Regions from separate parts of the Homo sapiens genome. Here all the other regions are linked to region 2. A link is a loop called in an ENCODE intact Hi-C map of the cell type or tissue named here. Cell type or tissue: mammary epithelial cell. All regions are shown on one strand. Links, peaks and the distances in the headings refer to the core of each region. The heading gives the core; the rest is flanking DNA. Region 1 has its middle 87 kb from the start of RPS29. Region 2 holds the start of LOC107984701 (a long non-coding RNA gene). Region 3 has its middle 280 kb from the start of RPS29.

Evidence for each region. Peaks named below come from ENCODE experiments on the same cell type or tissue, not always from the same donor. Only the 100,000 strongest peaks of a DNase experiment are listed, where the experiment ranks them.
Region 1: it touches region 2 in a loop (8-fold over the local background); 5 of 110 quality-filtered maps call a loop at or near these places.
Region 3: it touches region 2 in a loop (20-fold over the local background); 2 of 110 quality-filtered maps call a loop at or near these places.

What each region holds. Positions count from the first base shown.
Region 1 is chr14:49,494,241-49,505,462 of GRCh38, reverse strand. No RefSeq gene overlaps it. Among named protein-coding and RNA genes, the nearest start is that of RPS29, 87 kb to the left of the region's middle. In mammary epithelial cell, for the core only: a CTCF peak has its summit at 7,521 (motif pointing right); a DNase peak (open chromatin) is centred at 7,532.
Region 2 is chr14:49,545,974-49,557,195 of GRCh38, reverse strand. LOC107984701 (a long non-coding RNA gene) reads left to right here and starts at 6,545. Exons shown (of 3, transcript XR_007064154.1): 1 at 6,545-7,347. It also overlaps the pseudogene RNA5SP384. RefSeq lists an enhancer at 2,802-3,387. In mammary epithelial cell, for the core only: a CTCF peak has its summit at 6,189; a DNase peak (open chromatin) is centred at 7,165.
Region 3 is chr14:49,300,920-49,312,141 of GRCh38, reverse strand. No RefSeq gene overlaps it. Among named protein-coding and RNA genes, the nearest start is that of RPS29, 280 kb to the left of the region's middle. In mammary epithelial cell, for the core only: a CTCF peak has its summit at 5,813 (motif pointing right); no DNase peak of the experiment used is centred there.

The DNA.
Region 1 (11,222 bases), core at 5,076-10,075, 54 kb after region 2:
GGTCACTCCCCAGCTGAAGCAGAGTCAGGGTTTTGATTGGGTAGGGAAAGGTTGAAAGCTGTCATTAAACATACCGTTTTAAAAGTTTTTATTATTTATTTATTTTTTTTAAAGCTACACCTGTTGGAATGGGAACTTGTGGTTTTAACAGGAAGACATTTTAACAGAAACTTGCAGTTTGGGACTGTTCTTGCTTTCATGTCCCTTGCTTGGAGGCATAGCCATTGCAACAATATTTCTGAGGTCTTTTTTTTGGTAAGCCTTGTCGCTAGTTGAAGCACAGAGGAGTGGGAGAGATAGGAAGAAAACCAACAAGGCAGAGACTCGGATGTTTTACTCTGTTGGCAACAGAGTAAAGGGCATATTCTGCAAAGGACACTAATGCTTCCAGTCCTTTCCCACTTTAGCATTTTTTGAGAACTACAAGGATACATGATTAACCCAAGTGAATTCCATGTGTTGAAAACTAGAAATAAATTTGTTAAACTCAGCTGTTGAGATTGAAGAATTTGGTAATTTTAGACATACCCAGTCTCTCTTTACTTAAGAACAGAGATAGTGATTCAGCCCAGCCTAATGTAGCTGAAGGTGTTCAATCACATTTATTGAAAACCTTTGTGCCAGGCACTTTACATGTATCTTAAAGATGACTTAGGCTGGGCATCGTGGGTCATGCCTGTAATCCCAGCACTTTGGGAGGCCGAGGTGGATTACTTGAGCTCAGGAGTTCAAGACCAGTCTGGACAACATGGCAAAACCCTGTCTCTACAAAAAAAATACAAAAATTAGCCAGGTGTGGTGGCACGTGCCTGTAGTCCCAGCTACTTGGGGGGCTGAGATGGGAGGATCGCTTAAGTCTGGGAGGTTGAGGCTGCAGTGAGCCATGTTTCTGCCACTGCACTCAAGCCTGGGTGAGAAAGCGGAACCCTATCTTAAAACAAACAAAAAAGATGATATATCTACAAAGTAAAAAGTCTGAGGTTTAAATTTTTGAATAAATATTCTACTCAGGTGTACATGGAACAAATGATTTTGGAGTGATTGTGAATGGTAGTTTTTGCCTCAAGATGGCACTCACGTTGCTCATGGCCCTTGTTTCAATGTTCTGTGTTTGATAAAATTTATAGTACTCTATAAGTTATTTCACAATTTATGGACTTATTTTCCATGTAGTTTTGACAATCCTATTGCATGTCTTTCAATTCCAAGAATTATGTCCCCTTCTGGGCTTGGCAGGATATTACTTTGTCAGTGGGCTGGCAGTGGAAGTTGGGGGCCCTGGTTCCCTCTTTACATAACCTGTATCCCTGATGATATGCATTTACTAGAGATTCTCTGTCCAAGCAATTGTTGTCTTCTAAAGAGATCATAAGATTGATGACACACATTTATTTTTCTGCTGTCGTTGCCTAAAACAGAGAAAATTCTTCTTAGTCTGCCTCCAGAACTAGTATTACGAACCATAAACATTTAAAAATTTGGTCTCATTGCTTTATGGTCATTTTGAATGAAAAAGAAAAGTAGTTTTAACAAGCTTTGTTGCCCACATTATTTATTGGCTTTAACTGGGAATTCTATTTAGCTGTTCTCAATCATCAACTTCTTTCTTTAAAGGAAAAAAATTCCCATTACTTAGGATAGACAAAAGGATATAGTACAAGCCTTGAAGGTAATCGTAAGAATGTCCACAATGTTTTGTGCATCAGCATGTACTATTGTTGGAATAAGGATATAAGCACATGAAGGGGCTACTTTGAACATCGTGGGTTTGTTAAACAGCACAACTCTGCTGTGAATGAGAAGGCACGCGTGCATAACATAAATCAGAGGTGTGTCACAGAGCAAAGTGTCAAGGCCAGGAAGCAAGTACGATGGGTGGAATTACTGTCTTTGGTTTTAGTAAACTCTGGCTTTGGGAGAGGGATACATGGAGGGAGAAGATGGAGCAGAGAAGAAACAATTGTCTCTTAGGGTTAAGACTATCCAGGTATAGCTATGATGGTTCATCACCATAACTGCAAATTTGTACATACGAGCAGTGTTCATATTTGCAGTTTTTTTTTTTTTTTTTGAGACAGAGTTGCTCTCACCCAGGCTGGAGTGCAGTTCAGTGGTGTGATCTTGGCTCACTGCAACCTCCGCCTCCCGGGTTCAAGCGATTCTCCTGCCTCAGCCTCTTGAGTATCTGGGAATACAGGCACATGCCACCGCACCTGGCTAATTTTTGTATTTTTAGTAGAAACAGTGTTTGGCCATGTTGCCCAGGCTGGTCTTGAACTCCTGTCCTAAAGCGATCCGCCCATCTCAGCCTCTCAGAGTGCTGGGATTACAGGCGTGAGCTACCACACCCCTCACAGTGTTTCTATTTGAATTTAGTAAAATTGATTGAAGAATTTGAATGAGAGGAGCTATTTTGCCCCATAGCAAAACTGATTGACCTTGGCTCACTGCAACCTCCACCTCCTAGGTTCAAGTGATTCTCCTGCCTCAGCCTCCTGAGTAGCTGGGATTGCAGGTGTGTGCCACCACGCCTGGCTAATTTTTTCTATTTTTTAGTAGAGACGGGTTTCACCATGTTGACCAGGCTGGTGTCGAACTCCTGACCTCAGGTGATCGGCCTGCCTTGGCCTCCCAAAGTGCTGGGATTACAGGCGTGAGCTACCGTGCCCAGTTATTTTTATTTCTTTATCTCTAAAATAAATGAATCTCAGGCAGAAATGTGGATTGAAAAGAAAGAAATGTAAGTTCCACCTTCTCAGGAAGGTTTCTCAGAAACCTCCTAGCTATATAGATACACAGTTAACAAAGAATGCTGACCACTTGGGATAGCAAGAAGTCTTTGAATCTGAGAGGAAAAACTTCACATTTAGAAAGCATTTCTGATTAATAAGACAAAGACATCTCTTTTCTCTGTATCTTCAGGTACTACTAGACAATTATACAACATAACTAGTCTTGTTGAAAAACTACATTAGAAAAATTGAAATTTGTATTAAAATAATTTTAGATTCACATGCAAGAAATAAGATAGATCCCAGTGTGCACTTTGTCTGGTTTCTGTCAAAGGTATCATTTTGCAAAACAATAACACAACTAGGATATTGACATTGACACAATCTAGCTGGTTTCATTCAGATTTTCCCATCTTTGCTTTTACTTGTTTCTGTCTGTATGTGTATTTAGTTCCAAGCATTCTTTCACTACTTTAACCAGTTTAAAGTGTGTGATTTTGTGGTCTTAGTATATTCACAATGTTGTGCAATGATCACTACTATCTCATTCTGTTCCCATACAATTTTAGCACGTGTGTAGGTTTGTGTATCCACCAGAGGTCAAGAAACCGAACATGTCTGTCATCACAAGGATTCCTTGTGGTGTTGCCCTTTATACATTTACCGTCTTCCTTCCCCTTTCTATTCCTAACTCGGGCCACTGTTGATCATTACAGCATTTTTGTTGTTGTTTTTTAATTCTTAGCACGTGAAATCTGAATGACTACTCTATCAAGAAAAATCATGTAAGCTCTGGCTTTGTGATTCTTAGCCACATACCCATCTGAGAACGCTAAGCACTGGGTCTGGGGAGGGCATTTTAATTGGAGCATTTGTTTTTCATTGGGTCTAGTTATTCAGATGTCTTTGCCTTCATTGTTTTCTGTCTCCTGCTAAGTACCACGGAGGCTGCAAATCACCCTTCTAGGCTGTATGAAATGGTGTAGGGTAAACGCACCTGATAGCAATAATTTAATCACACCCTTAGCATAACCTTGTATGGCAGATGCACCTGAATGTGTGCTCCTGAGCTAGGGAATCTGGGAGTGGCCAATTTGGAGATTCCTTCCGTTTCTATGATTAACATCTGAGTACCCCCGACCCCCACCTCTGTCCTGTCCCGTGGAACACAGGCCATAAAGGGGATTGAGGCCCTGAGGTTTGGGTTAAAGGAAGGTTGCCAGGTGGAGGTTGTTAGGGGGAGGGTGTTAAGTGAAAATGCTATAGAAACTGCATGCTGTTTGCAGGTGGTTGCATATGCCCGGTTCCAACTATTAGAAAGTTCAGCCGCAGACTTCCTTCTACCTGTGGCGTTCTCCCCCGACTCCTCTGGCCGCCCTCCCAAAGGATCCCTGTGGTGCCAGGCAGGAATGTCCTGCTTGGGGACCCAGTGAACTCCCAGGGCATTTCCCGCTGCTTCCTGTACCCCTGTATTTCTCTCGACTGTCTAAATGGACTCAGCCCCAGGTAAGGTTGGAAACTTCTCTCGCAAACTAGACCTTCATTCTCCCCAGTGGAAGTGTGTGTTTCGGAAAGGAGGGTCTTCCTTTCCCACTTCCACAGTTTGTGCACTCACAGTATTTGGGGTGTCTCCCAGGTCCTGCAGGAGCAGTCCCCTTATTTCAGAGGGTCTGTGGGTCCTCTTGGGATTCCTGGTTTGTTCTTGCAGTTGTTCTGGAGCTAAAATTCACAATGCAAGCGTCTGCATGCTGCTCCGTCCATTTGAGTTGGAGCTGCAATCTAGTCCTGCCTTCTATCTGCCATGATGATTGCCGGAATCGTGAGCCAATTGTTAAACACAGCCTTCATTAAAAAGTAAATTATAGAAACTTCTAGTCAAATAAATTATATTTAGAACAAAAGGTCATAAATACTTAAAACTCATCACTTTCTAATTATTCTATTACATTTTTCTGTTATCCATATTCATAAGGCTTATATGAACCTTATTATTTGTGTGCCCACTGAAATTCATGTTGAAATTGAATTCCCCATGTGTAATGGGTCTTCGAGAGCTAATTAGGTCATGAGGATGGAGACCTTATGAATGACATTAGTGCCTTTATAAGAAGAAGCTAGAGTGCTAGCTAGCTCTCTTTCCAGCACGTAAGGATACAAGGAGAACTTGGCAGTCTGCAACCTGGAAGAGGCCCTCACCAGAACCCGACCCTGCTGTCACCCTGATCTCGGATTTCCAGCCTCTGGAACTGTGAGAAATAAATTTCTGCTGTTTATAATCCTCCCAGTCTATGATGCTTTGTTGTAGCAGCCTGAACTGCCCAAGGTTATTTACTGTATTGTCGACTCTGTATGGTGGAATTACTATATAATGGTGTGCTATTGTACATCTCTTCTCAACTCCAGAGGTCAGTGACTTCGCATTGACAGCTTAAAATCAGCCTTGGTAGGAGGGCTTATATTACAGAAATCAGCAAATGTTACAAATCACGCCTTCTCCCTCAACACCCCGTTCACTGAGTCAGACACACTACTCTTAAATAGCTCCTCCTCGCAATAGGGTCCCTCGCTATCTCTCCAGTGTCATTTCATTCTAGTCTCTTCTGCATTGAAATGTATATTCCTGTGGACTGGATGAATGACTTGGCATATCCTTGGTGTGGGTGTTATTTCATGCCCCGTGTCTTCATTTCAAAGGTCCTTCTTTTCCTTGTCTACTTAAATGATTTGTTTTCAAAATCTACCTTAGAGGCCATCTCTGCTGAAGTCTTGCCTCCTTTTTCCAGAATAAACCTTTTTCTCTTTTCAACCAGCTCCGAATTATGTACTTTTTTTTTTTTCCTTTTGAGACAGAGTTTCGCTCTTGTTGCCCAGGCTGGAATACAATGGCGCAATCTTAGCTCACTGCAACCTCCACCTACCAGGTTCAAGCAATTATCCTGTCTCAGCCTCCGGAGTAGCTGGGATTACAGACATGTGCTACCATGCCTGGCTAATTTTGTGTTTTTAGTAGAGACAGGGTTTCTCCTTGTTGGTCAGGCTGGTCTCAAACTCCCGACCTCAGGTGATCTGCCTGCCTTGGCCTCCCAAAGTGCTGGGATTACAGGTGTGAGCCACTGCGCCTGGCTGTGTACTTACTTTTATTTTTGTACCTTCCCCACATTGAGCTGTGATAATTGTGTTTGCAAACTTTTTCCTGCTACATATGGTTGTTGTCTATGAAGATGCATCTTTGTATTCTCAGTGTCTGAATCAGTGCCTGGTGTATATAGCAGGCATACCTTCTTAGAGATGTCTGGAAAGAGTCTAATAAGTAAATAAGCTAACATAGGGACTGTTATGGGCTGAACTCTGCTCCCCTCAAATTCATATGTTGAAGTCCTAACCCTCAGTACCTCAGAATGTGACTGTATTTGGAGAAAGGGCATTTAAAGCAGTAGTTAAAATAACATGAGGTCATATGCATGGGCCCTAATCCAATATAACTGGTATCCTTATAAGAAGAGATTGGGACACAGACACATACAGAGGGAAGACTGTGTGAAGAAGACAGCCATCTACAAGCCAAGGCATATGAGGCTTCAGAAGAAGTCAATCCTGCAGACAACTTGATCTAAACTGCTAGCCTCCAAAATCATGGGAAAATAAATTTCTGTTGGTTTAGGCTGGGCGTGGTGGCTTAGGTCTGTAATCCCAGCACCTTGGGAGGCCGAGGTGGGTGGATCACCTGAGGTCAGGAGTTCGAGACCAGCCTGGCCAATGTGGTGAAACCCTGTCTCTACTTAAAAAAAAAAAAAATACAAAATTTACCCAGATGTGGTGGTGAGTACCTGTAATCCCAGCTATTCAGGAAGCTGAGGCAGGAGAATCGCTTGAGCCCGGGAAGCAGAGGTTGCAGTGAGCCAAGATTGCACCATTGCACTCCAGCCTGGGTGACAGAGCGAAACTCCGTCTCAAAACAAAACAAAACAGTACCCAAAAAACTGTTGGTTAAGCTACCCAGTCTCTGGTACTTCGTGATGGCAGCCCTAGCAAACGAATACAGAGACCATATATAGAGAAGAGGTGTACGAGAGTGGCAATAGCGCATGGTGCGCAGCCTGCGGAGTCTGGTAAACCTTGGCCAAACCCTAGGTATGCCACTTGCAAGTGTATAACCATGGTAAGCTTACTTAAATTCTCTAAACTCATGTTTATTATAAGTAAAATGAGGATAAAAACATCTCAGGATAATCTAGGCTATTTTATTTATTTAACACCATTTACTATATGCCATGCTCTGCTCTAAGCATTTTATAAATATTAAGTGAGAATTAAACAGGAATTATGTAATGTGTTTAGCACAGTGTCTAGAACATAGTAACTGTACAACAAGCATCTGTCATTATCCATATGAGCTCTATATGAAATACTTTTGGGAAAAATTCACAAATATTTCTCTAGAAAATTAAGACTGTTGTTTAGCAACCACCATGGTCTCTAATAGTTAAAGCACAGTATGTTAACCATGGATAATTCTGTCAGTATTTTTCTAGAAATAATTTTTCTATTAAATATGTAATTTAAAAAGGCTTGCTGAATTTTGAAGTGCCAACTTTATAACGTCTCAGATCATTTCAATGTGAATGCATATTTAAAATACTAATATAAATCAATGGAACTATAATTGGATTTGGAAAAATGTCTACATATGTACTTTAGCACTTCATAAAGGAAGGCTCTTCCGCGCCACACAATGACATGCGTTCTTAACTCGTTAACAAAAAATTGTGTGCAGTTCCATATATAGACACTAGGTGACACTCTAGTAAGGCAAACTCAGGCTTCCCTACTGAAAATAAGTCTGGGTTCTGCTGGTAAAGTTTGGTCACTGAGCTGATTCTCTCATTTAGTAGTAAGATGTTCAACCTGCTAAGCGTGAGAAATGGAGAAGAAATTATTTATTCAGATACTCTAAAACAGACATTACAAGTAGCAATCTTGGAACCCCTATGAATACGGGACTTAATGGGGCACCATATTTTGTAGGGTAGACCTAGAACATAAGAAATTATCAAGAACTTTGGTGGAAGTGGGTAGCACTCAATTCTGTTTCGAACATTTTAAGCTCAGTACTTATCGATAAGTCTTTAAAGTAATTTTTCTCATTTCCACTTTGTGCTTCCACATTCTACTGATGCTCTTTGGATAGAGTGGGTACAGAAACAGTGGGAGAGAGAACACGTAGGAATGCAGTCAGGGAAATTTTCTTTTCACCCACACACACTTCAGCATAATTTAGCGTTGTGTATTGCAAATTGCTGCGTAGGTTTAGGAGACCTGGGTCCTGATCAGCTCGCCTATGGAGTTGTGGTGTGTCTTAGGGACCTCAAGTCCTTAGGCAGATGAGAGAGGTGTTTATTTCTACTTTCCTTCTCTTTCCCACTGATCCATCGCCCATGGCTACTCTTCCCTCTCATTCTCTGCTACTTCTTACATGTGCCTCAGCCTTTGTCTTCTGCTGTCAAAAGGAATAAACTGTTTGATTTTTACTAATGGTCATGGAAAAATTGTTATGTAGTCTAAAGATGTGAAAGGAGAATAAGGAAACCATACTAAGGTAATCAAACTAGTTCTTAGTTTTTTTTTTTAGCAATGTTGCTGTGGTAGGATTTCATTCAGGGTGAGAAAGACTTTGCGGGATCCTTGAATTTTGATATTCAAAATGAATTTGCAGGCCAGTCATGGTAGCTCATGGCTGTAATCCCAGCACTTTGGGAGGCTGTGGTAGGTGGGTCACTTGAGCTAAGGAGTTTGAGACCATCCTGGGAAACACGACAAAACTTTGTCCTTACAGAAAATAAAAAAAAAATTTAGTTGGGTGCAGTGGTGCATGCCTGTAGTCCCAGCAACTCAGAAGGCTGAGGTGGGAGGACGACTTGAGCCCAGGAGGTTGAGGCAGCAGTGACCTGTCGTGGTGCCGTTGCATTCCAGCCTGGGCAACAGAGTGAAACCCTGTCTCAAAAAACAAAAACCAAAACAAATAAACCAGAAAAACATTTGCCTTGCTGGCAGGAGGACATATTCTATTCTGTCTTCTCATCCTTTCTTCACATCTTATGTAGTCCACTGAGGATGTGGAGTCTATTTTTACCTTCATTGTTATTTAATCATCCATCCAACCGTCCGTCCATGCATCCCTCCCTCCCTCCCCCTCTCTCTGGCTTCTTTCTCTTAGCTGGCAAACATGCCTCAGTGTACTTTATACAACCACTGTGCCAGGTGAGATCTTATTGAATCAAAGATGAGTCTTCTGATTTTTTCTTTTTAACTTTATACTCTAACTTCTAAGTATTACAAAGAAATTTCATTTCCTCATCAATTTAACCACCAAAAGACATAGGACACTCATTTTTCCAGAACCAAAAGAAAAAAAGAAAAATATATAGATGTGCATATATTATAAAGAAGAGTTTCAGATTATGTAAACAGCACTGAAACCCATTGGCCAAATTCCTACTCCTTTCTGGCTTGGGAGGCTTGAAGTGGCCATGTATGCCTTGCCCTGCCGGCCATCTCCCCCAGTCCTGAGCTAGATTTGAGTCTGGGGAGAGTTTCCATGCTCTCCAAGTAGAAATGTAACTTGGAAGACAGGAGTTGGATTACAGCAAATAGGATAGCTTCATAGCTTTCCTGGTCATCACTTCTGAACTGCCTCTACCCCCACCCCCACCCCCACCTAGCTTATGAAGCTTTAATTTCAAGATTCCATGAAGTTTTGCTGTTCTTTAGTTATCAAGAGGAGATGGGACTCAGTAATGTTCAGGTGACAAAAGTGTGACCCAGCTTCATGCCTAACCTATGGGTTTTGGTTATAGTAGGCAACTGTGGCAGTTTTCTCTCCTCTTAGTTTAAGTGGGTCCTTGCAATATTTTGAGCAGTTGAGCCACAGTTTTTTATTTTTATTTATTTATTATTTATTGAGATGGAGTCTTGCTCTGTCCCCCAAGTTGGAGTGAGATCTTGGCTCACTGCAACCTCCACCTCCTGGGCTCAAGTGATTCTCATGCCTTAGCCTCATGAGTAGCTGGCATTACAGGCGTGTGTCACCAACACCCAGCTAATTTTTGTATTTTGGTAGAGATGGGGGCCTCGTCAAGTTGGCCAGGCTGGTCTCGAACTCCTGTCCTCAAGTGATCTGCCTGCCTCAGCCTCCCAAAGTGCTGGGATTACAGGCGTGAGCCACTGCCCCCGGCCAAGCCACAGTTTTTGGTCAAGGCATTGAGTTTGTTAATATGCAAATCTTTAACTTGAGAAAGTTATCTTCATTATCACCTGTTACGAGAGGTTAATTGATCTGAAAAACTTGCTGTCAGAGAACAAGGTCCTGGGAGAAACACAGCTCAGGAGGTAAGTTTTGACAGAGAAGGGGAGAATCTTCTGGGCTTCGGTTCTTGCTTAGGAAGAAGGCAGGCTCAGAAAGGAAACTGGATAAGGACCCTGAGGGCCTAGTACATGAAGTGGGTGCAGTAAATGCTGACAGAGAGATAGATGGGCATCAAAGACAAATCACAGCTGTCCCACAGTTCCGCTTGGCTCCACCCCAGGGATGCTTGGCCACGGTTTGGCTGGGCAAATGCACTGTCTGCAGCACAGGCCTCTGGATTCCCTTGCTTGTCCATGTTCCCCATAAACCTCATATCTCTTTTGGTCCCTGCCTTGAATTCCAGCAATAACAGTTTATTTGTGCTTTTGAACGGTTTGTGTACACTGCCTCATAATTTAGATGCTGTGACAGAGCTGAGGCAGGGACTCAGCTGTGCAAGGCAGCCATGGGGACTCCAGAGATGCCTTTGAGTGTGAGTGCTTGGGTCACATCAGACTCTGCAGCTTCATCTCAGGCCTTCCGACTTGAGTCATTTCACACGCGATTTCTTCCAATGAGCCCAAACTCCCATTCACCAGGTTATTTTTCTTTTGTGATTCTATCTCTTGCAGTTCTGAGGCTCATTTGGTCCTGGGGCTCTTGGCTGGCCAAGACTTCTCCTGGGAGGGAAGGGAGAGTTTAATTAGAAAAAGATATCTTGCTTATGGTGGTGATTACCATACTTTATCAAGGGGCTCAGTCTTGACCCCATTTTTAGTGCTTTGCTGGAGAAGCCAGTCATCAAATTCCTGTTGCTGATAGAAGCTTCCTTACTGCTGTTCCATGGTTGGAAATGGAAAAGCACCTCTCTCCCCACCTCCATCCCTTTAGCTAAATGAAACAGTTCTGTGAAAAGGCTTTGCACAAGGCTTTAAAACCACTCCACAGTGCTTTAGGTAAGGTCAGAGAGAGTTTTTAGTGAAGATTTTATTAGCCCAAACTTTGAGGCTTTTATTGCCTTTACTGGGAAATAGAATCACATCCTCTCTGGGTGCCTCTACGGTTAAGGCTGTTGAAGTGCATAGAGCCAGGGGCTCAGAATGCCTTCTTCTGATTAAATGTGGTTAGCTGAAGGCCAAACATTTGTA
Region 2 (11,222 bases), core at 3,120-8,119:
TGAGTATTTTTTTTCTGAATTTTGTCTCAGTTTTTGGGAAACTCTGGTTACTGTATTGTTGTATGAATGGTCATGGTCATGTCTTTGTTAAGTAAGGAGTATGCTTTTGGAATATTCTTATTTAAGGTAAAGGGAAGTAATCATTGTGCTTAGTACATTGTCTACAATGTGATATTTGAGGTTCCTGACTCTTCTGGGAAAAGCCATGATTCATCCAAGCTGGTTTAATTAGAAAACTGGGAAATCAAAGGGATCCCTGAGCCTAGATGTGACCCCTTCAATGACACTCAGGCTATGAGGCTCAGACCTGAGGCTGAAAGCCTGGCTGGATTGCCGTGTCGCCCCCTCTTTTATTTATTTATTTGTTTGTTTGTTTATTTTATTTTATTTTGAGATGGAATCTCACTCTGTCTCCCAGGCCGGAGTGCGGCGTTGTGATCTTGGCTCACTGCTACCTCTGCCTCCCAAGTTCAAGGGATTCTCCTGCCTCCGGGCCCTGAGTAGCTGGGATTACAGGCATGCACCACCACGCCTGGCTAGTTTTTGTATTTTTATGGTGGAGACGAGATTTCTCCATATTGGCCAGGCTGGTCTCAAACTCCTGACCTCAGGTGATCTGCCCGCCTCACCCTCCCAAAGTGCTGGGATTACAGGCATGAACCACTGTGCCTGGCCTGTTTGTTTATTAAGACAGGGTCTCACTCTGTGGTCCAGGCTGGAGTGCAGTGGCAAGATCATGGCTCACTGCAACCTCAACCTCCCAGACTCATGTGATCCTCCTACCTCAGCCTCTCAAGTAGCTGGAACTATAGGTGTGCATCACTACATTTGATTAATTAATTAATTAATTATTTAAATTTTTTATAGAGACAGCATTTTGTAGAGATGTTGCCAGGGCTGGTCTCAAACTCCTGGGCCAAGAGATCCCCCCGCCTCGGCCTCCCATTGTATTGAAATTACAGGTGTGAGCCACTGCACTTGGCTGTCCCTTCTCTTAAACTGAGTCTGGGGACTTTAGAGAAACCCAGTGGAATATCTAGCCCTTTGTTCTCTTGCTACCTGATTTCCACTCCTCTCCTAAGCTGGCTGGTAAGAAAATAAGGTCTCTTAGAGGATAATTTAAAAAAAAATGGGGCTGGGTGTGGTGGCTCACACCTGTAACCCCAGCACTTTGGGAGGCTGAGGCTGGCAGATCACGAGGTCAGGAGATTGAGACCATCCTGGCTAACACAGTGAAACCCCATCTCTACTAAAAATACAAAAAAATTGGCCAGGTGTGGTGGTGGGTGCCTGTAGTCCCAGCTACTCGGGAGGCTGAGGCAGGAGAGTGGCGTGAACCTGGGAGGCAGAGCTTGCAGTGAGCCGAGATAGCACTACTGCACTACTGCTCTCCAGCCTGGGTGACAGAGCGAGACTCCGTCTCAAAAAAAAAAAAAAAAAAGGTAAATTCGTGACTTTCTTACAGGCATAACTCATTAATTGATGAGGGAACCGGAAAGATTTGACAGCTATTTCAAAGAGGAACTTGAAAGAGTAGAAACAAAAATAGGCGGTGAAATAAATTTACAAATGAATGTAAAACTGGTTTTTCCTACTGACAAAGATTCTTTATTTGACCAAACTTTAGTCAGGTTCTTGAAACTTCTCCTAGGCCTATTTATGCACCTGTAAAATCCAATTTTAGCAAGAACTCTGGTAAGACATTTTAACGAAAACCCCCTACTCTCAATGTCTGATCATCTTTGACCTTTGATCCTCCATCATCCCCCAGGTGATGTCTGATCACCCTGGCCTGTCTTCAGCAAGACTCCTGTTAGGTGGGTTTATGCAGAATCTCCTTTACCCTTGATGTTTCCTCCTAGTAATTTTCCATCCACTGACCTCCACCCTGGTTCTTGGCTGTAAATTTTCACTTGCCCATGCTGTATTTGGAGTTGGGCACAATCTCTCTCCCTCATTACAAAATCCTGTTTTAGTGGTCCCTATACTTATCTCAATGGTTCTGAATAAAGTGTGCCTTACCATGCTTTAACAAGTATCATTGAATAATTTTTTCTTTCTTTCTTTTTTTTTTTTTTTTTTTCTGTTGAGATGGAGTCTTGCTCTGTTACCCAGGCTGGAGTGCAGTGGCACGATCTCGACTCACTGCAAACTTTGCCTCCCGAGTTCAAGTGATTCTTCTGCCTCAGCCCCCTGAGTAGCAGGGATTACAGGCACCCACTATCACACTTAGCTAATTTTTGTTTTTTTAGTAGACAAGGGGTTTGCCAAGTTGACCAGGCTGGTCTTGAGCCCCTGACCTCAGGGGATCTGCCCGCCTCAGCCTCCCAAAGTGTTGGGATTACAGGCATGAGCCACTGTGTCTGGCCATAATTTTTTCTTTCTTTTTTTTTTTTTCTGAGACAGAGTCTCCCTCTGTCACCCAGGCTGAAGTGCAGTGGCACGATCTTGGCTCACTGCAAGCTCCGCCTCCTGGGTTCATGCCATTCTCCTGCCTCAGCCTCCCAAGTAGCTGGGACTACAGGCGCCCGCCACCATGCTGGGCTAATTTTTTGTATTTTTAGTAGAGACGGGGTTTAACCGTGTTAGCCGGGATGGTCTCGATCTCCTGACCTCGTGATCTGGCCCCCTCGGCCTCCCAAAGTGCTGGGGTTACAGGCGTGAGCCACTGCACCCAGCCTGTAATTTTTTCTTTAACACTACAGGTGGAGGGAAATCAGTGTTTCCTCCAAGCAGTCAGAATCTACTTGCATGTCTGTAGACAAGAATTTTTGCTTTGCTATCAGTTATTTACAGAGTTATGAGTAGGCCAGAGATAATAAAACCTAATAGTGAAGCAGCATCATCCATCTGGGGTAATACCTGAAGTACCTCATGCCAAGGAAATCAAGGATGCAGACACACAAAGAGTGAGTTTAAGAGTGGAAGTTTAATAGGCAAAAGAGAAAAGCTCCCTCATGCAGAGGGAGGCGGTTCTGAGTGGATGTCCTGGTTTGTAGTAAGAGGTGGTTGGTTTTATAGATGAGTTTGAAGAGATGGTGTCTAATTTACATAGGGTGCAAAGGATTGGTTGGACCAGGTGTGCCATTTACATTGTGCCCTAATCTTTCACCACCCTAATCCTTTATTATGCAGATAGGTTCTCTACCTGGCCAGCACCATGTTGCCTGCTTCTTTACTGCATACATAGTGACAAAGAAAAGGGAAGATGGAGCCTCCGTGTTGAACATACCTGGCTTCCAGGTATCCCTTTTCTATTTGCACAGCTGCCGGCATTTACCTATGCAGCTTCCAGCTTGCTTACCTGTCTGCAGCTTGATTTTTCAGGCTGCTGTTTGTTAGAAAAGAAATGATTTTGGGGCTGATTTTTATTAAAAGGCAAATCTTGCTGAGGACTCTCTTACCCTCACTATCTGCCTAAATAATTTTTTTCTAGCTCCTGTATCAATAGAATCAGATAAGCCAGGAGAGAGTACTAGAAACAATACATTTTTTTTCCCATTGAAATGTTGATTTAAAAAAACCAAACTCTGGAAAATATTTAAAGAGGTTTATTGTGAGCCAATATGAGTGACCATGGCCCAGGAACAGCCTTAAGAGGTTCTGAGAAAGTTTGCCCAGAATGGTTGGGTTACAGGTTGGTTTTATACATTTGAAGGAGAAAGAAATTATAGCTGAAATTATAAATCAATACATGCAGTGTGTACATTGGTTCAGCACACAGAGGTGAGATATCTTGAAGAGGAGGAACTTACAGATCATAGTTGGATTCAAAGATTTTCTAATTGGCAATTGGTTGAAGAATTAAGCTTTGTCTAAAGACTATAGAAAGAAATGCTTTAGTTAAGATAAAGGGGGTTTAGGGGACTAGGTTCTTTTTATTTTCTTTTCATGACTCAGCAGAAGAGACCAAGGTTCCTGCTATGTAGATGAAGCCTCCAGGTAACAGCCTTCAGAGAGAATAGACAGTAAATGTCTCTTTTTGAATCATGAAAGGTGTCAGACTCTTAGTTAATCTCTTCTATATCCAGGAAAGGCCTGACTATATTAATAAAGATTCTCTAAGATGCAAATTTCCCCTATGAAAGACAGCTTTTCAGGGCCATTTCAAAATATGTCAAATAAATATATTTGGGGGTAACATATTTTCATTTTCTTCAGGGTCTGCTCTCTGTCATGTGATGCTATACCAGAGTCAGGTTGGAATTTGGTATCTTATTGCCACAAAGAGTCTGTTTTGTCAGTCTTATGATCACTGTTTTAATGTTAATGCTTGTCAGTTGTGCCTAAACTCCAAAAGGGAGGAGGGTGTAATGAGGCATATCTAACCTCCTTTCTGGTCATGGCTGGGAGGTCAGGTTTTCAGGTTTCTCTGTGGCTCCCTTGACTCAGACGGAGTCTGTTCAGTTGGTGCAGGGGCTTAGGATTTCATTTTTTGTTTACAGAAAATGCTCAGCTATCTTTTTGGTTCATTCTTCCCATCTGAGTATTAACGACGCCTGACCCTGCTTATCTTCTGAGATCAGATGAGATTGGTGTGTTCAGGATGGTATGGCTGTAGACTTTTTGGTCCATTTCTTTTTTTTTTTTTTTTTTGAGACAGAGTCTCGCTCGTCGCCCAGGCTGGAGTGCAGTGGCGCAATCTCGGCTCACTGCAAGCTCTGCCTCCCAGGTTCATACCATTCTCCTGCCTCAGCCTCCTGAGTAGCTGGGACTACAGGCACCCGCCACTGCGCCTGTCTAATTTTTTGTATTTTTAGTACAGACGGGGTTTCACCGTGTTAGCCAGGATGGTCTCGATCTGCTGACCTCGTGATCCACCTGCCTCGGCCTCCCAAAGTGCTGGGATTACAGGCGTGAGCCACTGCGCCCAGCCTGTCCATTTCTAGGTCTTTCACATTTTTTTCTGACAAATCACATTGTATATCTGATCACTTTATAATTGTTTCTTGCATTACAATTGCTCACTGAAAACTGCTGATGGCATAGGAAGCATACCTTTTTCCTACTCATTTTAAACTGAAAACATCTTAGAATTAGGTGTCTTAACAGAAAGAAATGTGTGTGTGTGTGTGTGTGTGTGTATGTGTGTGTGTTGTGTAGTGGGGCCACTCTGGAAAAACACAGTAGAACACCAAGACCTCCAGGGCAACCGAGTACAAATCCTTTAATCACAAAGGAGCAATTTCATAGGAAAAGATTCAGGTCCCATGTGGTATGAGAATAACCTTGTCTCTATTTGCCACTCATGTGTTCACACTCTGCTGGCAACAGAGTCCCCTACCCTGAGGGAGATGAGGACATTTATTTCCAGATATTGATGACTCTAATCAAGGACAGCGTTTGTTTTTTTAAAAATTTAGTTGGAGGGATCTCACTATGTTGCCCAGGCTGGGCTCAAACTCTTGGACTCAAATGATCCTCCCATCTTAGCCTCCTGAGTAGCTTGGACTACAGATGTGCACCACCATGGCCGGCTCTAAGGACTGTGATTTCATATGGTCTCAAACCCAGGTTCAGGCCAAAAATAGAGATTTTTCTTCATTTCCTAAGGGATATGTTACTATTGTCTAGGAACAATAATAATTTTTAGTAGAGATGGGTTTACCTTGCTCAGCAGGCTGGTCTTGAACTTTTGGCCTCAAGTGATCTGCCGCCTCAGCCCCCCAAAGTGCTAGGATTACGGGCATGGGCCACTGCACTTAACCCTGGAACAGTAATATTTCTATAATAAACACTATTCTGGGTAACTTAAGGGTATGTCCCATGACATACACAGACGACTAGAAAAAGCTTTCTCTTTTCATCTAAATTGATAAGATTTAGTCAAACGACAGATGGATGAATGCTCAGTGATTTATCTGTTGGCCTTTCACGTTAACTTTACACAGTTTAAGTCCAAAATCTGCATTCCAGATACTTGAAAAGAAAGAACACTGTTCAGTTGACCTTTATTTAACAAGAAGAAATTTCAGCTGGCTCAGGGGTTTCTTACAACGTTGTAGATTGACATTTCATACAAGGAGGAGACATGATGATTACTGTTATTGTCGTGTGTGTGTGTGTGTGTGTGTGTGATCATTGAACATTTAAGTAATCTAAACCAAGGCATTTTAAACCAAAGCAGTGCTTATCCCTAATATACCCCAGGAGTATCTCATGAACAGCTATATAGGCTTAGGAAGCTAGATGGCAGAGTAATCACACAGTTAAAAGGCTTTATATGCAGTTGCAGGGAAAAACTAAGCTTTTCTTCAATTAAAAAAAAGAAGACATTCCTGCTTACCTGTCTGAATGGTAAAAAAAGGTAGTCTAATATGATGATTTAAAAGGAACAATTTTTAAGGTTAAAAAATCAGAAAAATTTCCCTTATGTCAGAGATTTGATAATAATAACCAACTTCATGCATTAGCGTTCTTTAAAAGAGTAATGGAGTGCATTTAGAGGCGTGGACTTGGCAGCAGCCTGAATGAGTAGTCTCTCTTAAACCTTTCTAATGATTAGCCTGTTACTTAAGTTTCTACCTATTATATTTCTTTCTTTTCTTTGCGGCTCTCATCTGTAAAGTATGTATCAATACTTTACATTATGATGATCAGGAATAAATCCAAATGACTTGAAAGTACCTAAGATAATTGATGAAAAGGTTATGCAACCAGGGGGAAAATATAATAAGTTAATAGGTACCTAGAGATCAGGAGTTTGAACTACCAAGCTTCAGATTCTCAGTCCTGTGACCTTGGCCAGGTTGTGTAACTTCTTAAATCACTGCTTTTTTTATTAGTAAAAATGAGGATCATAATAGTACCATGTCATAGACTTGTCATGGTTATTGTGAAGATTGACCACCATTATGTTGTAATATAATAAGAAATATATATTTAGTCTCTGCCATTTGATCCCGGCACACAGCTCCTAAATCCCTTGAAATCCCTTAAGTGGTAAGTGTCTTTTTGTATGCTAATGACATGACTGGTGGCCCGGGCTCTCAGCCTTAGGAGTGGGGGTGCTGGTTGCCAGGGATACCAACCATGTGATTAGAGCCTTGGGGCTTTCAACCTCACCCCTCAACTTTTAGATAGGGGAAAGAAGCTGAAGGTTAGGTTGATCTTCACTGGTCAATGATTCAATGAATCGTGCCTATGCAATGAAGCCTTCATAAAAACCCAGAATGACTCAGCTTGGGGAGCTTCTGGATAGCTGAACATGTGCAGATGCCTGAAGCCTGGCTCGCCCAAAAGGGCATGAAAGCTCTACGCCCCTCCCCTGCACCTTGACCAATTCATCTCTTCCATCCAGCAGTCCATCTGTATCCTTTGAATATCCTTTATAATAAGTGGGTAAATGTAAGTAAGGTGTTTCTTTGAGTTCTGTGAGCTGCTGTAGCAAATTAATCGAACCCTGGGAGGAAGTCATGGGAACCCTGATTTACAGCCTTTTGGGCAGAAGCACAGGTCACAACCTGGGGCCTGCAATTGGCATCTGAAGTGGGAGGCAGTCTTGTGAGAGGAGCCCTTAACCTGTGGGGCCTGATGCTATCTCCAGGTTGATAGCATCAGAGTTGAATTGAATTAAAGGGCATTTATTTGGTGTCTGCTGGAACACTGATTGCTTGATGTGTGGGAAGAAATCCCCAAACACCTGGTGTCAGAATGTTTTGTTGAGTCTATGAGAAAAGGAAAAACACTTCTTTTTTTTTTCTCTATCTCTAAGAACCACAGTTCCTGGTGTGTAGAGAATAGTCTGTACGTGATAGTTATTGCTACTACTGCATTTTGTTTATGTAACTTTGCACTTAAGTATACACATTTCTTTAAATCCTCACAACATTTTATCAGGTAAGTATTATTGTCTTCATTTACCTATGGTTGAGACTAGGTCAGACGGGTCATCAGCTTGAAGTGGGAGCCTGGAACTCATCCAGACCCAACTCCATGTCCAGAGCTCTTCCCAGCCACCATTCTGCTTTCCAAAAACAAGAAAAACTGCAAATGAAGAACCTTGGGTTCTTTTTGAAATGCAAGCAATTCTAAACTCTCCAAGAAGTAAAACCTCTTAAGGCAAGACAAGGTAGAAAAAGATGTCCACTAGCAAACCATTCAGAGAGCTGGGGGTCTGTAGGATTAGGGAATACTTATGATTCAGGTGCACAGTATGAACTGCCTGGAGGAGTGGGCAGAGCGTGGCTCAGTCCAGGATCTTGGTGAGCCTGCTATAAGGTCTTTGAAGGCAGATATCATCATCTTTGTACTCCCTGTCTTACTGCTTGGCACAGTAGGTGCCTCATAAGTGTTTGTTGACCTGTACGTACTAATACCCTATGAAAAAACTTCTATTATAATAACTATGTTGGGATGGTGTAAAAATTACTAATGTGAGAGTGTATTAGTCTGTTTTCACACTGCTGATAAAGACATACTTGAGACTGGGCAATTTACAAAAGAAAGAGGTTTATTGGACTTATAGTTCCACATGGCTGGGGAAGCTTCACAATCATTGTGGAAGTCAAGGAGCAGCAAGTCATGCCTTACATGGATGGCAGCAGGCCAAAAGAGAGCTTGTGCAGGAAAACTCCCCCTTATAATAACCATCAGATTTTGTGAGACTTACTATCACAAGAATAGCTTGGGAAAGACCTGCCTCCATGATTCAGTTGCCTTTCACTGGGTCCCTCCCACAACACGTGGGAATTCAAGATGAGATTTGGGTGGGGACACAGCCAAACCATATCAGGGAGTATTCACGGACATTGCATCCCCTATCCTGGAGCCCATTGAAAGAATTCTGCAGGGGCCAGCCCTAGTTTCCTATTGCCTTCTCTGCTGGTAAGTTTTCCTCTCTCTCTCTCTCTCTCTCTTTCTCTCTCTGTGTGTGTGTGTGTGTGTGTTGGACAGTTATAAATTAGACCCCCGTATTTTTCTGCTCAGGCTGCCATAACAGAATACTACAGACAGAGTAGCTTAAACAATAGAAGTTTATTTTCTTATAGTTCTGGAGGCTACCAGTCTAATATCAATGTGCTGGTCGAGTTGGTTTCTGGTGAGAGTTCTCTTCCTGGCTTGCAGATGGCTGCCTTCTCGTTGTGTCCTCATAGTGCCTTTGTGTACATGTATTTCCAGTGTCTCTTCCTTTACTTTTTTTTTTTTTTGAGACAGAGTCTTGCTCTGTCACCTAGGCTAGAGTGCAGTGGTGTGATCTTGGTTCACTGCAACCTCTGCCTCCCGGGCTCAAGCTATTCTCATGCCTCAGCCTCCTGAGTAGCTGGGACTACAGGCATGTGCCACCACGCCTAAGTTTTGTATTTTTAATAGAGATAGCTTTCACCATGTTGGCCAGCCTGTTCTCGAACTCCTGACCTCAGGTGATCTGCCTGCCTTAGCCTCCCAGAGTGCTGGGATTACAGGCATGAGCCACCATGCCTGATCTTCTCTTTCTTTCTTTTTTGAGACGGAGTCTTACTCTGTCGCCCAGGCTGGAGTGCAGTGGCACGATGTCAGCTCACTGCAAGCTCCGCTTCCCGGGCCATTCTCCTGCCTCAGCCTCCCGAGTAGCTGGGACTACAGGCGCCTGCCACCACGCCTGGCTAATTTTTTGTATTTTAAGTAGAGATGGGGTTTCACCATGTTAGCCAGGATGGTCTTTATCTCCTGACCTCGTGATCTGCCTGCCTCGGCCTCCCAAAGTACTGGGATTACAGGTGTGAGCCACTGTTTCTGGCCCTTTTTTTTTTTTTTAAATAAGGACACAAGTTCTATTGAATTAAGCCTCCTTCCTTACAACCTTATTTAATCTTAATTACCTCCTTAAAAGCCCTATCTCCAAATACAGTCACATGGGGGGTTAAGGCTTTAATATGTGGATGGTGGAGGGGGAGCACAGTTCAGTCCATATCAACTCCCTTCAATGCTAATTGACATGTGTGGAGAAAATCTCTTCAAAAATTATTCTGACTACTAACCACTGTACTTTGACTGTGGCACAGTTCCAGGGCAGGCCCATGTGGTTTGCTAGTGCTCACCTTTTTCTACCTTGTCTAGCCTTAAGATGTTTCACTTCTTGGAGGGTTTAGAGTTGCTTGCAGTTCAAGTCTATACCTTACTAGAGTCACAAAGTGTCCTAAGTAGCAGAGCTGCCTTTGTGCATACCAGCACAGCTGGAGAAAGCTATCCTGGAACACAAATTCTCTTTGGCTTTGAAGTTAACAGTTGGTTGACTCACTTTGGAGTCTCATCCTTCACTGGTGTTTTTGATTCCCTCATACCCAAATAAAACCCAGAAAGGGTGGTTTGGCACGGTCTGCATTTGTTGATTGTTTAGTCAATATGTGAACTGCATTTACCTTTTAAACCTCAGTCTCTAATTGCAGGAAAAAAGGCTTTTTAAGAATCAGCAAGTTGGTGGGGAGAGATTTCTTTGGGTAGGGATCCTTGCAATCATCCTAGGCCCCCTTTAATATTGGCCTTGGGAATAGCCCTGATTTAGTCTCTTTGGATAGGGCCAGGAGGAGAGGCGAAGGAGTATGTGGTCTTTCCAGAGGGCGTCCTCAGTTTGTAGGGGCTGCTGAAATCTATTCCTGGGTCCTGGGAAGCCCTGCCCTGGCACCTATGATGTGGTGGGACATCTCTTTCTCCTGACTGCCCCTTCTTGCTGTCTATTGCTGGCCCTCCTTTTCAACTTTACTAACCTTGCCCCAGGTTTTATCTGTTTTAAAGATCAAGACTTCCAGGTGTACATTTTGCAATTTCCAGCCAGATGATCTTAATTAGAAGCTAATGACTTTTATCTGATTACCTTTTAACTGTAGAATCTTCTCACTACCACTCCAGAACACAAGTCTATATCTCTTTTATTATTTCCATTTCTGATGATTTTACTGACAAAGCAGTGTTGGAACTGTATCCTCTTATCAGTTGGACCATCTCTAGAAAACACAAAGGGAGCTGCAAGGAAATCCTGGCCCACTGCTGGACTCTAAATGTGGCTGACACTGATCCGTTCAGTGTTAATCATTGGCGTATCCTTATATTGTTTCAAAATTCAGCATCCACGTGACTGGGCCTATATAAAGGTAAAGTACTTTTTGGTAAAGTACTTATAACAAGTCACAAAATCAGCAAATAAAGCTTGCTCAGTCTAAATGGCATCACGTGTAGAAAGGTAATGAACAGCACTAAGAAGAACACGACAAGTAAATGAGTGGTTAAGACAAGGCCTATGAGAG
Region 3 (11,222 bases), core at 3,791-8,790, 250 kb after region 2:
TTCCAAGATTTCTGATGGTGGTTTGTGATCATAACTGAAAATGTGTTCAGTAGCCTGGGACCTAATTTGTCTGAACTTGAACTTCGAGTTATTTTGGTTTAATCAGCTTCTTTCTCATTGTGGGTTCTTGTTTGCCTCTTTGCTTCTGAAGTCTCTGATCCTCACAGCAGGCCCACCTGACTTTTCCTTACAGGGAAGGTAATATTATGCTGACTCTAGCACCATGTCCTGCGGCATTTAAGGAGATTCGGAGATGCAACATGAAGTCAGATTTGATGATAGACTTGCTCTGACTGGGTACCTGAGGGTCTCATTTCCTGTCTCCAGTCTCATTTCCTTGCACTTGATTTCCTGCTTTAGTAACTGGTCTAGGCCAGGTGCGGTGGCTCATGCCTGTAATCCTAGCACTTTGGGAGGCCAAGGCGAGTGGATCACCTGAGGTCAGGAGTTCGAGAGCAGGTTGGCCATCATGGTGAAACCCTGTCTCTATTAAAAATACAGAAAACTTAGCTGGGTGTGGTGGCGGTTCACATCAAGAAGATAACATCATCTGCAGAAACCCAGAAGGCTAGAACATGATATTGAAGACAGGTTAATCCCAGCTACTCAGGAGGTGAGGCAGGAGAATTGCTTGAATCCAGGAGGTGGAGGTTGCAGTGAGTTGAAATTGTGCCATTGCACTCCAGCCTGGGGGACAAGAGCAAAACTCCGTCTCAAGAAACAAAACAAAACAAAAAAACAAGCAAACAAAAAACTGGTCTAGCACTTTTACCGATAAATTATTTGGGCTCTATTTTCTTTTTGTAATTTTCTCCAAGTGTTGGAGCTCTGCTTCTCAAACTCAACTCCAGTGGTGTAGGAGCCTGGATATCTGCTGTCAGATCACCCCAAGGCTGGACTGCCCACTTGATTTACTCTCCCTATATCCTTACTTTATATATTTACTATAGCTAGATGTCACCTGCTTGTCTTCGTGATGTTAAGATATGATAAAGAGAATGAGGAAGCATTCATTTTCATGACAGAAATGTTGGCTGCATCAGGATAAGAGAGGAAAATATCACTGGAGAGTTTCACCATTCGAGCTTGTGTTTGAGTTGATGTTACTGAAAGGTTGCATGTTGGTTAACCATTAAAAAATTGACCAGCATGAGGCTCCTGATTGATTCTGATGATAACCGGGGTTGGGAGCCAAGTGTACGACAGGAACTTGGAAACTTGGAAGTGATGGCAACATGCTTGACAGGTACATTGTTGCTGGAGAGAGAGAGAGAGAGTGTGTGTGTGTGTGTGTGTGTGTGTGTGTGTGTGTGTGTATGTATGTGTGTGCATGCCTGTGTGCACACATGCATGTCCGTGGAAATAGCCACATACCCAACTGAGCATATGCAACTGAGAGAAGGTTATATACCAGGATTTATGGGAGGATAGGAAGAAAAGGTTGGTAATGCCATGTGAGGAACATGGATAAAAACCACTTTGAGGGGATTCTTTTAGGTGTAGGTAAGGTGTAGGATATAGTTTGTGCAGCTGGGTTCCTTGACCTTATATTTATCCCTATAAATGTAGACTATAGGGAAAAAGAGCCTTTTGAGATGCTAATGTCTCTGCTCATTCATTATGTTGTTTCCATGGCAGTGGAAGCCACACCCTCTGGAGACCTGCCACTCCTTATTGGGTCTCCTGGGTGCCATTCCTTAGCCTGCCTAGCTGGACTTCCTTCTGCAACCTGGTAACCTATCTTCAATATCATGTGCTGGCTTCCTGGGTTTCTGCACATGACCTTATCTTCTTGATGTGAAATTTTACTCCCATGTCCTTTAAAAATTAGATTTATGCCTTTTGGAATAAGAATTATCTTTCTGTTGTCATATTCCAGAAATTAATATGATGTCTGCATCATAGTTTTTCTGGGATATCCTTAATAACTTGAGAAAGGAATGATTAAGTATGTTCTATTTTAAAAAACCTTTATAAATATTTTGTGTCAATTGATTAAAAAATTAGGAGAAATTCTTTGTTAGGCTTTTCAATAGGTGATCATTTTGTCAGGCTAGGTAAAGCACAAATCGGATCCTGCCATTCTTTAGTTTGACACCCCTCAGTTGCATCCCGTCAATCTAAGAATATAGTGCACACTGCTCAGTGCTCTCTTCAGTCCTTTATTCCACCAAACCCTGCCTTGTTCTTCATGCTCAGTCCCTCCACACTCCCTTTACCTCACACATGCACTTGTCATTCCTCCTTCTGTACCTCTGTTCCTTTCCTCTGTCTGGATGTTCTGCTCCCCTTTCTTCGTCTGCTGAGTACTAGTTAACCTTCAAGATTGGGTTTAGGCATCACCTCCTCCAGGAGGGCTTCCCTGATTTTCCCCTTACTCCAGGCCAAATGGGCCAAATGGACCAAATGGACCAGGGCATCTAGTGAGACTGAATGAAGCACTCATTTCTTTGGGTTGGCTTGGCTGCGTGGTCTTCCTCTTTCCTCTATGGTAATGAAATCATTATAAGAAAAGCCCCAAGTAAGTAAAGGAAATAGTAATTAGAGGAGCAGCATCCCACAGTTTAGCTAGCTCCATCCATAGGTACTGTCAGGGAAAGAATTTCAGAGAGGTTTGAGCAGCACACAACACAAATGCAATCATGAGGGAAAGAATATTGATTTTGTGTATAAAAAGGGTAAAACAATCCTTCCAGGCTCAGCTGTGGTCAGTGTAGACAATCAACTGAATACATGTGTGTCCCCATTGCCTCACATGCCCTGCCTGATGCTACTGTGGCCTTGTGGGAAATCTGGAGGGAGAGTGTAGAGGGTGAGCAAGGTTACTGAGGCTGGCTGTGATGTATGACAGACTGGGGGATCCTGGAGGGCAAGCTCAGAATAGAATGGGAAACCACCTCATATTGGTTTCCAATATTCCTTTGTAAATATGTCACTATCACTCCCCACTACAGCCACTCTTTGTTGCAAATCCTTGCTTGGACTCTGCCATCGTCCTGGACCCCTTCTCTTCCCCATGCCAATTTCCTCTCCTGCTGTCTTTAAATTCTGGGCACTTCACACCCTCTCATTCTTTTGAGGTTGCCAGTGAAAAGCACAAAATTCCTTAATCTGTATCCCAGAGTAGAGTCCTATTTTTGCATAATCAGAAAAGATTATTAATTTTTTTTCACACAAAAGAGTTGATTTTACTGTTAACTTATGCAGGTACTTCAGAAACAATTGTACTAACTTAATTTTAAAAGCAAATTCTGTTTCCTTGGCCTACTAGAGTGTTTCTAGGGGTGGCAGCTGGGTGTAGGGAAAAACTCAAGAGGACTCTGTGGTATTGAAAGAACCTTGGTCTCTAAGTCAGAAGACATTGGTTTAAATGTTCATCCAGTGGTTTGTAGCTGTGTGATTGAGCCCTTAATTGTTATATGCTTTAGTTTTCTTATACTGGTTATACAATGGGGACCGTAATAACTGTCACTATCATGAATAAAGAAGATAATGCATGTTCAGGTGACTATTAGGACAGGGACTGGCTCAGACTAGGTGCTCAAAACTGTAATTTTTTTTTAAAGATGCTTCTAATTTCTGTGGTATTATTAGTCATTATTGCGGTAATGGTCTTATTTATCTTTTTTATCCTTTGGGTTTTATAGTCCCATACTGCAGCCAACCCTTAGCATTTTCCGGATTTCTAAATTTTGGCAGTCTAATTGTAAAGTTACATTTCATTGTTGTTTCAATTTTCATTTCACTGATAACTGTGGATCTGAGTGTCTGTTCATAAGCATGTTAGTCCTCTGGGGTTTCCTTCACTGTAAATTGCATTTTGTCATCCTTTACCTATTTTTCCTTTGAGATTGCTGTCTTTTTATTTTGGATTTAGGAATTTCTTAGACATTGTAGATATTACTCTAAAATGGGTAAAGTGCATACTGATGCTGTATAACTAAGCCCTCTCTGCCCCGAATACAAGAAACCCTCATACTGAGGCAGGAATATCATCGCCCCTATTCAGCCTGAAGAAGTTACGGAAGATGGATCTTCATCTTCCTACAACACTTAGGATTAAGGGTTCTCTTATAAAAGGGAGGGGAGAAATGTCGAAGGCATTTGAACCAGAGTGCCTCCATCTTAAATAGGGGCTGGGTAAAATAAGGCTGAGACCTACTGGGCTGCATTACCAGGAGGCTGGATGTTCTAAGTCACAGGATGAGATAGGCGGTCAGCACGAGATACAGGTCATGAAGACCTTGCTGATAAAACAGTTTGCAGCAAATAACCGGGCTAAAACCCTCCAAAACCAAGACGACAATGAGAGTGACCTTTGGTGGTCCTGACTGCTACACTCCCACCAGCGCCATGACAGTTTACAAATGCCATGGTAACATCAGGAAGTTACCCTATATGGTCTAAAAAGGGGGAGAAATCCTTAGCTCTGGGAATTGCCCACCCCTTTCCTGGAAAACTTATGAATAATCTACCCCTTATTTGGCATCTAATCAAGAAATAACCATAAAAATGGGCAACCAGCAGCCTATGGAGTAGCCATTCTTTTATTCCTTCACTTTCTTAATAAACTTGCTTTCACTTAAAAAAAAAATAAAATGGGTAAAGCATTATAAATATCTTCTCCTACTCTGTCAGTGCTCTGTTAATTTTGTCCGTAATATCGTTTGTGGAACTGAAAAGCTTAGCTTTGATGAAAACTCATTAGTCAATGTTTTGCCTTTTGGTTTGCGCTTTTGTATTTTGTTTAAGAAGTATTTCTCATCCTTAGGTCACATAGACATTCTACAGTTTCTTCTACTAGCTTTGCAGCTTTGACTTTTGCATTTAGGTAATGGGTCTTAGAGTCCACGTCAGGCTTTGCATGTGGTACTGGGACAGGGCTCCAGTTTTACTGTCTTCCTTATCATCTTCTTTGTATTTCTAGAATGTAACTGACACACAATAGTGTTCAGCAGCCAATTGAATGAAAGAGTTGAGATTTCCTCAGAGTTAGGGAAAGTAAATGTGTGTGTGTGTATGTAAATCCTGTGAAGGATATTTCCATTTGAAAGTAAATGTGTGTGTGTGTAAATCCTGTGAAGGATATTTCCGAGGGGAAGCATGGTTAGAACTGGAGGGCAGAATCCCTCCTCCCCTCCCCAGCGCAAACATTGATTTAGGGGCCATGTGTGAGGGGTTGGTATTGGGAGGATAGATTAAAGAAAATATTTATCTATTGATTGAAAATTACTCAAATATTCCCTTTTCTATTCAGTTTTACGTGAATCAGGATGCAATAAAGTCAAGGGCAATATTAAAAATATCTTAACAGCTGGCACTGAATAGGCACTCACTAATCAGGATGAATGCTTTAAGTGTGTAATACTGGTGTGATATGCTGAATATTAATTGTGGAAACTATGTGGTTGCTAGATATTATTAAATGATATATATATATACATATAAATGCTTTATGAACTAAAGACTTATACAAATGCTAGACACTACTGCTATTAGCTCTACTTGGCCACATAGAAATACAATTTAAAAATCCCCTCTTTTTTCTATATAATATTGATCTGGTTGCCATAATACAATCTATGAACCAGTAGATGAAATAAGTCAATTAATTACAAAAATTTCCTTTGATTTTCTTGAAAAATTCTCTGCCTCTCAGTGCAACCTGAAATCAGAGGGTTAAGCAACTTCAAAGGATGTTACCTGTTATCTGACCTATGACCCTATTGAAGTTTTATTTTAGAAAAGTTTGAGGGTAACTTTATAGGTCTTCAGTTGTAGAAAAACATTCCAGTAGGTGGAGCTCTTTCTCAATGTTTTTTCAGTTTTTAACCGTGGTAGGGACTCATTTCTTTTTCACCTTTCTTTTCTGCAATGGCTTAGTCATAACAGCACAGATACTTACAGCAGCATCTGAAATTAGCATCAAATATAGGCTATATATTTCTGTAAAATGAGTTTGGAACCCCCAAGTTGTTTAATGGAACAGCCATGGTTAATTTCCTTTTGAGACCTGATCAAACACCATAGGATTTTTTTTTTCTCCCTTTGATTATCTGCATCAAAGATCCAAAAATACCTACCTTTTACTATGAAGCTATGTCTAGGTCCAAGATCAAATAGTGCATGTTTTTATTCTCAATTCTAGTTATGCATACTAATGACTCAGCTCTTGTATGGTCTGTGTTGCTGTACACCTCCTACATATTAACAATTTTAAGTGTGGGGCTTAGAAGCTGCAAGTGTATATGATAATAAATATGAGCATAGCAAGAGGGTTCATTCTGGTCTGGGTAATTCATTTAGTACCATCTCTACAAGCCTCTCTACCAATCTGGAATTATACGTAGGTAACAGAATTAAAAGAAAGAAGTGTCTAGAGATGGTCACTTTAGAGGCGATATACAGAACTGTAAAATGGACATCTGAAATAATGAGCAATTCCAGAACTTAGCAGGACTTAAGTTTTTGCTAAAGCTAGTAAATGTATTTAGGAAACATCATCTGATCTCTTTGGAGAGCAGATATACTCTTTGGAGTATAGATTTTTTTTTTTTACTAATTTATTAGTAAACATTAAAAAACTTCAAATCCTACATATGGAAATCTATAGGAAAGTTATCACATTGTTCCTTCAGTGAAACTTTAGTTTTGTCCAGAAATAAAAAATAATTATAGCTGAAGTGTCCAGGAGCTGTGCTCACAAGTGTGAGAGCAGAAAAAAAATACATTTCTTTCTCACTTGTTCTGTTTTATTTCCTCCCTTTGCTGCTGTTTGACTTATGGGCAATACAGAAAGCACATCTAAAGAATGGAATATTTTTCTATGATTAGCCTTGAGGCATGGAAAGTGGACAGTAGTAATGCAATATGAGGGTGCGGTGGACCAGACGTGTCAGACTGTCTGCTAATGCCAAAGAGATGTCTAAAGAAATGAGAGATGGTGAGGGGTAGCTGCTGTTATAGTTCACTGAAATTTCTAAGTATTAGGCAGGAAGACTGGAGACTGCCCAGATAATTGTGTGGCTGCTGTCCTCTTATCATGCTTCAAGTCTAATTGTAGGAAATGCAAGTAAACTTAATTCAAAACATACTTACTAAGCATGCAATAAAAAATGTTAGGAGCAGGGCAAAGGAATTTGAATAAATATGATTTTGTTTTCATAGAGGAGACATACAGTTGGATCATTATAATTGAAAAATATCATAATAAATGTTATAATAAAGATGTATATGAAGGGCAATTTACACATTTCCCTGACCCTTGGTTTCTTCATATGCTGTTCTCTATTAATAAGCATCTACTATTGCCCAGCCAATATGACAGGGACTTTTGTCCAATATCTTAAAAATAATTTAATTTAATCACCACAGCTTACTATGAGGAGGATATTATTACCCATTGTTTACAGATGAGGTTTGGAGCAGTTAGGAAAGCAATGGCCCATTGATCACGTCTTGTTATGTATAATGTTCTTTTCCAGTGTCACATTCTGGGCCCTAGGGAGTCAGAAGCTTGAGTTAATATACTCAAGATACAGTAGAGCCTGCCCAAAGTTTTGAGGTCTCTAATCTCAGTGGAATTATTTAATGTAAAATTGTCCTTTTCCTTTAGTGAATTTATCAGAAGACCCATCAATAAACATATCAGAAGATATTTTCCTTTTGGATGTTACAATAATGTCATTGTATTGCTGTGGCAGGGAGAGATGAAAAAATCCATCAGGAATAAATGTCCTCTCCTTTTCTGCTTAGCCTGAAACTACTGCTTCCAGGGACAATCCAGCCCGTGGGAGCTCCCAGCCGAGGGGACTGCCTGCTGATTTTTTGGCACTTGTTCTCAGCGACAGCAGCTCAGAGGCGAGTGGGGGTGGCACTCTGTGATCACAGCTCCTTTTGGAAACCTATGTGGACTCTAACAACAGCTACTCCTCATTGTTTCCCATCTCCTTCAATGGTATATTGGTGTCTTGGTGAGCAGCCTTCATATTTCAGCACCACAGTGGAGGACAGCTCACAGCACTTTCCTTGTTGAGTTCTTCAAGGGCGAGTCTCTTAAGGAAAATGGGTTCACCAGGAAAGTGAGCCTGGGAAACTGATCTACTCTGAGGTTTCCTTCTAGCAGCTTTGAATCTCTGAGACAGGATATAGTTCTTCAGACTTCCTTTGCTCAGACTTAGGTCATATGCTCCTTTTGGGTTACTATAAAGTGCCTATAATTTCCTCTAGGCAGTGTTTGAACTAAAATTCCTCTTCATATGCCTCCTCAACAGGTCATGAAATCTGGGAGCAGCTTTGGAAATCTCATATTTCTCCAAACTGGGTACATAGAACTTAGCTTCCTTAGGGTCCCTGGGTTGGGTAAATATAAGTGGTCACGTTTTGATTCTTGGTGTGTGACTTTTAAGGTGTCTGCTCTCACTGACTTGGAGAACAAGAATAGAAACTGGCTTTCTTCTGGCACAGCTCTGGTTTGTCCTTCTGTCTCTTGTCTCCACCCAACCCCCATCAGCTTAGAGATTGGAAAGAGATGGCATTTTCTTAAGGATTAATCTGAAGCATCTTTGTTAATCCCCCCTCCCCTTCCTTCTTGTGGAAGACCTCCCTTTTTATCTGAATTTCTAGCTGAGGAAATAATTTTCATGTTATTTTCTTACATAGTATTTGCTAGAGACAACTTAGTAAACATCATGTGACTATTTCATGAATTTAACCCTTTTTATGCCAAGAATGATTTAACTCTATAACCGTCACAGGTTAAGCAAAATCCACAAAGTGACAATTGGCAGTTCCACACAGTGTTAGCTGTAGATCTTTATATAATTACACATTGTAAATCTCAAATGAATGAGGAGCTGTGTGTTGTGTTGCAAAAGAATAGCATTTTCCCTTAGGCAATTCTATTCAACTTCTACAGACCATTAAAGCTGGAGACTCTTGATGGGGTGTAGGGGGCATGCTTGCAAACACAGTCTCTCAGAGAGCATCATGAGCTCCAGGCTCTGTGGGCTTCAGAATCTGCTTTCCAAACTTTGGTTTTCAATTCATATCCAAATAAAAGAGGCATGTGCGTCTGCCTAAGGCAGAAAATAGATCATGGGAGATTAGGCGTTGTTTACTTGAGTCTTGTTTGTTTGAGAAAAGGTGACCTCAGTGGGTCCAACTGTATTCACACATTTGTCCAGTCTTAGAGTGAAGTTCCCTTTTTGGTAAAATAGAATTAGTGTCCCCAGGGAGCTTCAAGACAGAGCCCAATACAGACCTGTCTTCTGATAATACCGCAGTTTTCCAAGCCACTTATTTTATTAGAAATTAGTGCAAATTTTGGATTCTGCTGCATAGTATATCCTGGATTGCTTTAAAATGAGAATAGCGTTTAAGTTATGCACCTAGGACAATTGACACTTTACATGCCATGTTTATCTTGGAATTTTGCATATACTTTGACACATTAGAGGAACACAAACACAATTTGAGAGTGCAATCCTGGGCCAATCCTGAGTTGCATCCCTTGGTCTAAGCCACTGGGGGTTATTACCCAACTTGCATTGGTACTGTGAGCCACCCAACTCACCTCCTTACCCCCAACATGGACCATGTGAAAGTAGCACTTGTATGGTTCCTGAGCTTAGTTTTGAATCATTTCCTCTGACCCATCTCCAACTTGACATATTGATTGGCTCTCATTCCTGCTGGCTTTTGTTGAGTTATGTGTATTCCTAGTTAGGTCCTTGCTTCTGTCTCCCTTCCTGTGGTTACAAATGCTTCCCAAGATTGGTCTTTTTATCACTTGCCTTTCAGTCTTTCCTTTGCTTACCATTCTTCAGCCACCTGGGTTGCCCATCCTTGCCTCCAGGATGTTCTCTTTCAGCAGGGTTCACTCCCAGTAACTTCCTCTCCAGATTGCCTAATGCTCCATGAAGAGGGGTAAGGGTGGGTTCTCCTCTCTCAACAAGGACGTAGACACAGAGGCAAGAATTATTGTGTAATTGAGTAATGCTTTTTAGCCACAGTTTCTTTCAATATGTCCTGGAGCATTGAACTAGACTAACTTTTCTATCATTTTTCCAATTAGAATACTTTTCTCAATCAAACATTAGTCTGTAATAGTTTTAAATTACCATGCATGATTCACAGTGATTTAATATTCACAAAATTCCTGCCATCTTAATATGCTCTGGAATGGGAGGTTGATTGGGAAGTCAGTTCATGAGTGGAAGAGAGCAATTTAAAATTGTTAGAACATTTCACGAATCTTAGCTCTTGGTGGGAATGGTTTGGTGCCTGCTTAATATAGAAGAATCTGAAATTGCTGGGCAATGAAATTTCAATCAGGGGCTCTGTATCTGAGGGAAACTCTCCAACGAATAGACCGTGAGCTTTCACATCACTCTATTCCTTTGAGAAATCTTTTTTTTTGGGGGGGTATTTTGTGCACATTTCCAGCCAACATTTAACTAGACCTACAGTTGCAACAAACTCCGCAGTGATCTACTCTCTCAATTTCATACCTGAGTCCCTCTGTGTTTTCAGGTCTTCAAGAAACAGAAAAGTGTACAATCTACAACAGTTTTGACACGAACAAAGTTCATTTCCCAAACTGTGGAATAATTATTTATTTCTCTGAAAATTTGAGCCTTTCTTGTATTATGTTGGGTATCAGCAGTACAGAGTTGTTTACATGGCACCTGGGAATCTAAGTGTGGGTGAATAGGTGAGGTTTTCTTTGGCTGGCTTATGTCTAAACACTTTGATCTTAGTGTTATTTTAAGTTTAACTCCATGAAGTTTAAGATTTCCACTGAGCTTGATACTGAGGAAAAGGTAGATTCTCATGGATTTGAAAACTAGAGGGCTTGTTCCTCTGTGGGCTCTGAGACATGAATCCCTAACTTAAAACAAAGTTGTTTCATTGGCAGTTAATCTCCATCTGGTATATTAGGACATAGCCAGATACCTGGTAGAGGTATTCCTACCTTTGGTAAAATTGCAAAATAGATGAGGGTGCTCACAAAAGAAACTATCACCAGAGTGAGCAGGCAACCTACAGAATGGGAGAAAATTTTTGCAATCTACTCATGTGACAAAGGTCTAATATCCAGAATTTACAAGAAACTTAAATATATTTACAAGAAAAAAGCAAACAACCCCATCAAAAAGTGGGCAAACGATATGAACAGACACTTCTTAAAAGAAGACATTTACATGGCCAACAAATATATG